Linked DNA regions of Homo sapiens: all the other regions are linked to region 2. The links are chromatin contacts, found by Hi-C or POLR2A ChIA-PET in ENCODE. All regions are on one chromosome and are shown on one strand. Each heading gives the region's core, a stretch centred on a gene start or an enhancer-like site at or near the end of the contact. The rest is flanking DNA. Distances are from core to core; before and after follow the strand shown.

Evidence for each region. A loop is a pair of places that touch in the nucleus more often than their neighbours do. ChIA-PET counts read pairs that join two places held with the same protein, here RNA polymerase II (POLR2A). Pooled maps may share reads with other maps.
Region 1: a map with no recorded cell type shows a loop between it and region 2 (2.2-fold over the local background). The contact joins the enhancer-like site here to the promoter of LINC00707 in region 2. A Hi-C loop is called at or near these places in 1 of 168 maps with a recorded cell type or tissue (prostate gland) and 1 of 37 single-sample maps with no recorded cell type.
Region 3: a map of prostate gland shows a loop between it and region 2 (2.9-fold over the local background). The contact joins the enhancer-like site here to the promoter of LINC00707 in region 2. A Hi-C loop is called at or near these places in 2 of 168 maps with a recorded cell type or tissue (IMR-90 and prostate gland) and 2 of 50 pooled maps. POLR2A ChIA-PET finds 5 or more read pairs at or near these places in 1 of 52 experiments (activated CD4-positive, alpha-beta T cell).

Annotation. Positions count from the first base shown.
Region 1 is chr10:7,242,735-7,245,640 of GRCh38, forward strand. SFMBT2 (Scm like with four mbt domains 2) reads right to left here. Exons shown (of 21, transcript NM_001387889.1): 9 at 824-971. Among named protein-coding and RNA genes, the nearest start is that of SNORD129, 57 kb to the left of the region's middle. Within about 2 kb of position 1,282, at least 3 of the 41 ENCODE cell types and tissues checked have a DNase peak (open chromatin) inside an H3K27ac peak, as active enhancers do.
Region 2 is chr10:6,778,153-6,780,981 of GRCh38, forward strand. It overlaps LINC00707 (long intergenic non-protein coding RNA 707), which reads left to right and starts at 1,446. Exons shown (of 5, transcript NR_038291.1): 1 at 1,446-1,735. It overlaps LINC00706 (long intergenic non-protein coding RNA 706), which reads right to left and starts at 1,028. Exons shown (of 2, transcript NR_108074.1): 1 at 959-1,028.
Region 3 is chr10:7,259,331-7,262,163 of GRCh38, forward strand. The region is part of intron 7 of SFMBT2 (Scm like with four mbt domains 2); the gene reads right to left. Among named protein-coding and RNA genes, the nearest start is that of SNORD129, 74 kb to the left of the region's middle. Within about 2 kb of position 1,326, at least 12 of the 41 ENCODE cell types and tissues checked have a DNase peak (open chromatin) inside an H3K27ac peak, as active enhancers do; they include prostate gland, where a contact is called at or near this core.

The DNA.
Region 1 (2,906 bases), core at 32-2,531, 460 kb after region 2:
GGCAAGATGGGACTCAACCTGTGGGAACTGCATGATTCTCCCAATAGGGTTAATGTCCCAAGCAATCCAATCCCTAGAGATCTGGAAAGGTTAGTACAAAACCCCTTATTATTTAAGTTTGTCTGTTAAAATCCTCCCCAATAAGTTTACTTTTCTCATCTTTTTCCAATTTTCTTCTTCTTACTATACCTTTATTATTCTTCTCTTAGTCTCACCTCTCATCTTACTGCTTTCTTCCTGAATAAACCTGACCTATAGAGGACAACAAACCACACTGGTAAACTCTAAGACTGGCATTCACTAACAATGTGGTTCTTGAATCCCAATTTAAAATTATTTTAATGCATCCTGGCTCCCAGTGTAATTATTTTAAAGTATTATAGCATCTAATTGTCGGATATCTGAAAGCAAATTGACTCTGGAGAAAGCTTAGCTCGCTGGAAATAAACACTCTAAAGAAATGCTTCACCAACATTGTGTTACATTTGTAAAGCCACTTCTCAGACACTTTCAAGTCTTTGAGCTCAATCACTTAGCAATGCTGCACCCTCTAAGTCTACACAATAGCAGCACATCTGCCAATAATGCGGTAACGGATGGGGAAACTCCTGTGGACAGAAGTGAGAAGCCCAAGGCCACTCGCCTCGCCAGGGGATGGAGCTGTAACTGACACCTATGTCAAGCTGATGAAGAACGCCCTATTTCTACTACATCTAAACCCTTTACACAACCAGCCTCCCCAGATTAATGCAGGTGTTACTTCAATGACAGTAAGACACCCTCCTGAATCTCCAGACCCTGCATACCTTCACAGAATACAAACCTTTGGGAGGAGTGAGGCTGACTCCATTTTTAAGGCACCACTGTACTGGCAAAATCCCCAAAGAATCTGCATGGCACAGCATTGACAGTTTACTTGGTTCAGGTCTTAGGTCATCAATAGTCACTTGAAAAAAGTGATTGTTAAAAACCTAAAAGAAAAAAAATGGGGGAGCCAAAGGTTAATTCTTTAGAGTTACATATAATGCTAGTATAAAATAGTGGCAGAGCTTCCAAAGGCAATTAATATAGTTCATCAAAATGATTTGAATACAAACTGGCATTTTCAATGTCCATTACTAAATTAATTCAGCTGATAAAAAGTTAGAATTGACTGCTGTGGTCCTATTAATGAAAAGATAAATAACTAGGTTATCTGGAAGAGTGAGAATGAACAAAATCAAAGACTTAGAGAAGTCAACCAATGGCTATAGCTTGAAGAAAAATGAATGGAGGAAGTCAGACAGACAAACCCCAGCTTAGATGACAGCCAAGACAGGAACTGAAAAGTGAAACCGTTTCTCAGTGTCCACAGCCAGCACCAAACTCTTTACACCAGATCACTCAAGAATCTCCAAGATCTGGCTTGGAGCTTTCTAGCCTCCTCCTGCACCTTTTCCCTCAGAACACCCCACCCTCCAGCCCGAGAGGAAATCGTTCACACTAAGCCTCATGGACTACAACAACCCCCAATGCCATGTTTAAGCTATCAAAACACAGTGCGTTTTCAAGGTACATCTCATATTTCAATGCTTCTGATCTGGCTGGAATAAACCGCCCTCACTCTGCGCTCCTAAAATTTCAGACTTCAACTTCTGTATTGAAAACTCTCATTCCTTCCTAGACCGATTACACATCAGTCTTCCAATGCCATAGAGCATAAGTTATTAGAGGAGAGTGATGTCTTTTTGTTAACACAAGTATTTCCAAATGCATAGAAAGTGCTTTGTACATAGGAACGGGATAAATGTCCACTGAATATAAGAAGAAACATCAATGAAGAAATAAGAACAAGACATGCCGATAAACAAAGCAGAGGGTAAAAATCAGATGGACCATCACTGAAAAGCAAGATGGATTTAAGTAACTTAGTATCTAAAACAGGCCAGAAAAAAAGATCCCTTTCCCAATTCAACAGACATAACCCAGTCTTTCTTAGGAAACCTTGAGAGTTTTACAAAGCTATGATTCCTGGCCCCTTCATTTTTTTTCTGGAAGCAATTTAGTTCAAAGTGAAGCAGGAAAGGAAATTCACTTCTGTTCTTGCCTGTGCTAATTTTGGTAAATAGTTTACTGAAGGTTTGCCTGTGAAAGTCAACTTCAAGCAACAAAGGATCAGATGGGGCCTTCCCAGTGAGGTCATGTCCGAGAGCCCTGTTGAGAATCTCATCCTCCCACCACCTGAAAGGATTATGAAAATCCTTTGACTTCTATCATTTTCACTCTGCTGGGCACCTGGACTCCACTGGACAGTCCTGAAAACTGATGCACGGCGATCTGGCTCAGGGTGCAAAGCCAAGTGCCTACCAACAGGGAAACTAACACCAAGGCCTCCTGGGGTCCTCACTGCTACCGGGGGGCACAGTCCCAGGACCCCAACATCCCTGCCTTGGTGTATTTTTCTCCTTAGCATTTAATATGTAACATACTAGATTTATTTACTTATTGATTCTGTTTATAGTCTGTCTCCCTCCATTAAAATAAAAGCTCCACAATGGGAACATTGTCCAGAATTGAGCCTATGAATGCTCAATAAATATCTGTTAAATTACTGTTATTTAGTCTATCTTGCATATATACACATACACACACATACGTATATAAAGAGCATGTGATTTTGGTGGAGCTGCGGTACCCTGTAAAGAAGGAATTTCCACAACCGTTAAAATGCATGTTCACGTGGGAACACTCCAAAGGAAAAGCTTAGTAAGTTTCATCAAATCCATCAGGGCTCATGTTCCTAAATGGTCTGAAGCACTGTTTTGTGCTCTATCCAGTCCATAACCCACAGGACTCAGAACTAATGCCCAGAGCAGTTAACTGACTTGCCCAAGACTGCACAGCTAAGAGATGGCAGAAACAGAAAC
Region 2 (2,829 bases), core at 196-2,695:
GATGGATATACATGACTTTGTTTCACCATCTTTGCCCTTTTCTATTGATACAACGATGCTCTTGAGTCTAGAAAAAAGTGCTTCAGGCTGAACGGGTTTCAGATGGCTGTCCACTGGATTTCTGGTTTTACCTTTTATCTCTAATGGGCTCACCCCGCACCTACCTTAAGGCCAGGTTCATCACTGCAAAACACAAATCCAATTCCAAAACACTGGGAAGCAATCAGATTGGATTGTTCTTTTCTTAGGAAAAGAAAGCAAAAACTTACCCCCCCATAAGGCACCACTGCCTAAAACCATCTGTAAGCATTTCTGTCATTTCCTTGGAGGCTTGAGACTCACCTGTGAGAGGGAAAGCATCAACCTCTCCCACATACCCTTAGTTGCCCTAAACGATTCACCCCTGTGTTCCACCTTTAGTAAAAGAAAAGCACGGTGATTACCAGAATTCAGTGCAGAGCCATCCCTTAACAAGCAATGGTTAAGAAACAAGGGAGGGAAGGAAGAAAGGAAGAAAGGAAGGAAGGAAGGAAGGAAGGTAGGTGGGGGGGGGGAGGGAGAGAGAGAAGGAAGAAAGGAAGGAGGGAAGGGAGGGAGGGAAGGAAGGAAAGAAGGAAATGGAAGGAAGGAAGGAGAGAGGGAGGAAGGAAGGAAGAAAGGAAGGAAGGAAGGAGGGAGGGAGTGATGAAGGAAGGAAGGAAGAAAGAAAGAGGGTGGGAGGGAGGGAGAGAATGAAGAAGGAAGGAAGGAAGGCAGGGAAGGAGGGAGGGAAAGAAGGAAATGGAAGGAAGAAGAGAGGGAGGAAGGAAGAAAAAAATGGAAGAAAGGAAGGAGAGAGGGAGGGAGGAAGGAAGGAAGGAAGAGAGGGAGGGAAGGAGGGAGGGAGGGAGGGAGGGAGGGATCAGAAATCATAGCCAGTGAAACCCAGAAAACCGTTAGGCAGGAATTAGGACAATACCTTACTCAGGTTTGCATTCCCAGCATTTAGCACCATATGCATCATGCATCAAAAATGTTGTTGGGTGAATGCTGAGCAACAGCCACACACTGAATAAACCAGGCAGGTTGACGTCACAGGGGAGGGCACAGTGTTCCTGGACTCTGAGTGGGTGGCTATTTTTCATGCCAAGTCATGACAGTAGCATTCAGTGTGGTGGGTAAACACAGTCTTATGAATCTCACTTTTAAAAAACTGGAAGTGCTATAGATAAAAGCTTTCATAATTTTGAGATAATAATGGTAAAAATTATCATTTTTGCTTACTATTTGTGATGGTTAATATTGAGTGTCAACTTGATTGGATTGAAGGATGCAATGTATTGCCCCGGGGTGTCTGTGAGGGTGTTGCCAAAGGAGATTAACACTTGAGTCACTGGACTGGGAGAGGCAGACCCACCCTCAATCTGGGTGGGCACCCAGCTGCCAGCTCAGCTGCCAGTGTGGCTAAAATAAAGCAGGCAGAGGAACGTGGAAGGACTAGACTGCCTGAGTCTTCTGACCTTCATCTTTCCCCTGTGTTGGATGCCTCCTGCCCTCAAACATCAGACTCCAGGTTCTTCAGCTTTTGGACTCTTGGACCTACCCCCCGAGTGGTTTGCCAGGGGCTCTCAGGCCTTCGGCTACAGACTGAGGGCTGCATTATCAGCTTTCCTACTTTTGAGGTTTTGGGACTTTACTGGCTTTCTTGCTCCTCAACTTGCAGATGGCCTGTTGTGGGACCTCACCTTGTGATCATGTGAGTCAATACTCCTTAATAAACTCCCTTTCATATATGCATCTATCCTATTAGTCCTGTCCTTCTAGAGAATGCTAATACAATATTTTTAATTTTTATATCCCACAATAAAACTCAGAAGTAGTTAAGTCAGGCTTAAATGCAAGAGAACGGTTTATATTAATTATTGGCCATAACCAACAAAAAATTTCAGAAAAGTCAGTATCATCATGCTGCCTTTATCCAGCACTGACTTTGTTAAGCCTTCCAGAATCTGTCATGTATGAGATTCAACCTGAAATACATACACGCAACAGGTGCATCTTAGGGCTTTGAGGCCAACTGCAACTCATAGTTGCCAAGAACCACCAGCCCTGAGAAACACCTGAAGAAGAAGATTGGTTTAGTGTTTGGGTCCTTCTATGACCTTGAAGAAAGCACTGGGGAAGACATGATTGTGCCTTCACTGAGTAGCCCCACCAGCCATCACCACTTCATTTCTTACCCACCTTTGTAGTATACTCATTCCTAATTAAGAAGGCTGAGGCAGAGCCAAGGGTTAAGTTAACGCAAGGCTGGTACCTTTCCTAGGCTTGCCAGTCATTTGCACACAGAGAAGACCATAGGAAACTGAAAGAAGAACAGAGAGAGAGAATCTAGGTTTCCTGACAATGTAAATTACATCTTAGTATGAGAAGTTAAACAATATCCATTGTTTTGAACTATTTTTTCCCTTAAATCCACAGTGGTAAGTCCTTTCTCTTTCAAGGACTGTTGATCATCACAGGAAACCGGGACCATCCGGTCAAGTCAGGGCATCTCTGCTAATCTTTAAGTTTATAAACTGGTACAAGAAATAAATAAAGAACCTGAGTTGGAATTGCCGGTTGGTTTAGGCTTATCTTATTTGGAGAAAGTAATAAATTGATTATGCTTTAAGTGAACAGTGGGAAGCGATTGATGATTCAATAACTTTAAATTAAAAGAAGATTTACTGGAAAATTGGCAGTGCTGCAGCAGATTTGAGTCGTCTGTTAAGTAACAGTTAGTGCCACATGCCATGACAAATCCAGAAGCCAGTTTGTGGGGAAAAAAAAAAAAAAAAAAAAAAAAAA
Region 3 (2,833 bases), core at 76-2,575, 480 kb after region 2:
GGATCTAATAACAGCTTCAGTCTCCAGAGCCTTCCTCACACCCCAGCTGCCCTCGGCTCCCTCCATCAACCACTTCCAGGTGAGAAACAGGGATGGTCAGCCTCAACACTATTGGCCTTTGGGGGCCAGAATCTTTGTTGGGGGGCTGTTCTGCCACTGTAGGATGTTGCAACTGCATCTCTGGGGTCTATCCACTAGATGCTGACTGCATCCCCCACCTGGGACAACTGAAATGTCTCCTGGCTTTGCCACATGTCCACTGAAGGGCACATGCCCCTGGCCCCTGAGTTGAGGACCACTGATTCAGATTCGGTTAAGAGAGAAGTCAGGTATCGCTGATGAGACACCTGACCTTGTGGTCTCCTCCCCCTACACTTCTGATGAGCTTCCTCAGCATCAGTGGATTCTCTCTGCCTCTGTCTCCAGCATTAACTCACTCTAGTACCCACCCTTCAGCCCCTTGGTGTGATCAGCAGTGCCAACCAACCCTGTTAATTTTGACTCACTCTGATGCTGTCTCAGCAAGAACTGGAAATTCACACTTACATTTGTGCCAGTCTACACTGCAGACCCGGTGCTGCCAGTCTACACTGCAGACCTGGTGCTGCTGTTACCCTCCCACTGCCTCCACTTTGAATGTCTAGTGTATAAGATTCAAAGATGCTGTTATGAATGACAGCAATAACCATAAACAATGGTGACCACAATATGGTGGTACAAGAGGTGCTTTGCATGCACAGGACAATAACAATAACTCAAGTACTCCTTAACCCACTGCCTACTACCACTATGGCAGCAATGGGTTCTCTGTTTGCAAGGAGTAAGCAATCATTTCCAACCTACAGACAAGCAGACCAGTCACCTGAAATGGTACTGGTCCCCAAGGAAGCCTTTATCTATTAAAGGGCCTTCTCACACAAAGACCAGACAGAAAACCCTACTCGACCTGGTATAAACCATAAGGAAATCCATTATCTCACACAGCAAAGGGGTCCAGAGAAAAGGCAAGTGAATAGAAAAGCCTGGTGAACAGAGCCATGAGCAATGTCAGAAATGGCCTCGGTTCTTTTCATCCTCCTCCTTCCACACCCTAAATATGACAGCTTTCCCCAGTCCAGCTCCTCCCTTGTGGGCTCAAGATGGCTGCAGAAACTCCAGGCCTCTCAGGCAGAGCAAGGCCCCCTCTTCCCTATGCTGCTTCTTCAAAGCAAGGAAACCTATTCCAGAAACTACCAGCAGATGTCCTCATTTATTACTGACCCAAATTGGTCACAAATCTCTCCCTAAGCCAATCACTGACAAGAAAAATGGGGCCACTCTTCCGGCTTACACCACTGGTTCTAATTCTACACAGGCGGCATCTACCACATTCCCCAGTGCAGACAGTTATTTGGCAAGGGGCAGGGGCAGTTGTCACTTAGTACAATAAAAAAATCATCCTGGCCAAAATCCCAGGAGAGCCCTCGTCAAAAGCAACTGAGTAATAAGGAGTTGAGCAACATACTCCAGTTCAAATACCATACTGAATAGGCAACACTGAATACTCTCAGAATTCATTTTCTGGTTCTTTGTTATAATAATACTGAGTTTGCGCAGTCTTTAAATACCCCAGTTTAACAAAGAAACATTAAAAAAAAAAAAGTGTGGCCTTGGGTTTGAGGTACGTCTGTGCATCCTGGCTCACCCATGGTCTCTCTGTATGAGGTATGACTAGAAATTAACTTCTCTGAGCCTGGCAATTCCTGAACTTAACCAGTAAGACTCCTGTGCCTCTCGAGTCAGGTTACTGTGGGGATGTGAGATAGTATATGCACAGTACCCAGCACAAGGTCTGCAGCCCGTGGGTGCGAATCACTAGAAACGCTCACCAATTCACTGCAACACTTTCCAATGAAGAATGGTTTTTGAGTTCCTATGATTCATCTATGGCTTCAATTATGTTTTTCCTTCGTACCTTTTTATGCTATCCCGAAAGGTCTGAAAGGTTAATGCATATTCCAAAAACGTCCTCAAGGTGAGTGGCTTATCACACAGAAAGCCAGGGTTTGTAACACTCTGGCCATGCCTTGGCTCCCTGTCCCATTGTTTATAGACCTGCAGTCTCTCAGAATCTTCGGATGCTCAGCAATGACTGAGGATCAGGGAGTGCATGAATCAGTACAGACTCACAGGCGAAATGACCAAATGTTCTGATCCCTTTGCCGGGTGGGGGTTACGTATGCAGGCATGTCTGGATGGATTTACTTTTAGGAGAATCCAGATGCCGGCAGGGAAAAGAATAAATCCTGTTGTGATCTAGAGACTTTGCAGGTCACCACAAGTGCAAGATCTTGTTAAATATTAAGGAGCTTTAAAGCAGGTTTCCACTCTCCTAAACTGAGCCTTTCCTTTCATCAAGTTGTTAAGTGCAGGACATCATATATTCATGTAAAGGTTTATCTGACATGTTCGTGCTGGCCTTTCTGGTTATAAATGGCACTGGCGACAAAACTGGAGGCAGATTTTATCTTATCCTTGACTTTATGTCATTGAGACAGGCAGATTCAAAGTAGGGTGGCTGGCGGAAGGACGGAAGAGAGAAAGCTCAGGAATGAACAGTCCCCACACCTTTTATTGACACCCAGCAAAGTAGGCCAGCCTCCTCAGTGTGCCCTCCCTGGGGGCAGGGGTGACAGCGCTGAAGGGCAAGGCCCGGTGGCATGGCCACACCACTGGGCTCCCCTTATTACATGGGGTCCTCATTTTCCATTAGCTCTCAAACCTCTGAAGTCCTAAAGTTAAAAGAGAGAAGCTCAAACTTCTCTTTACATCAGGTTTCTCCCTGGAGCAAGTG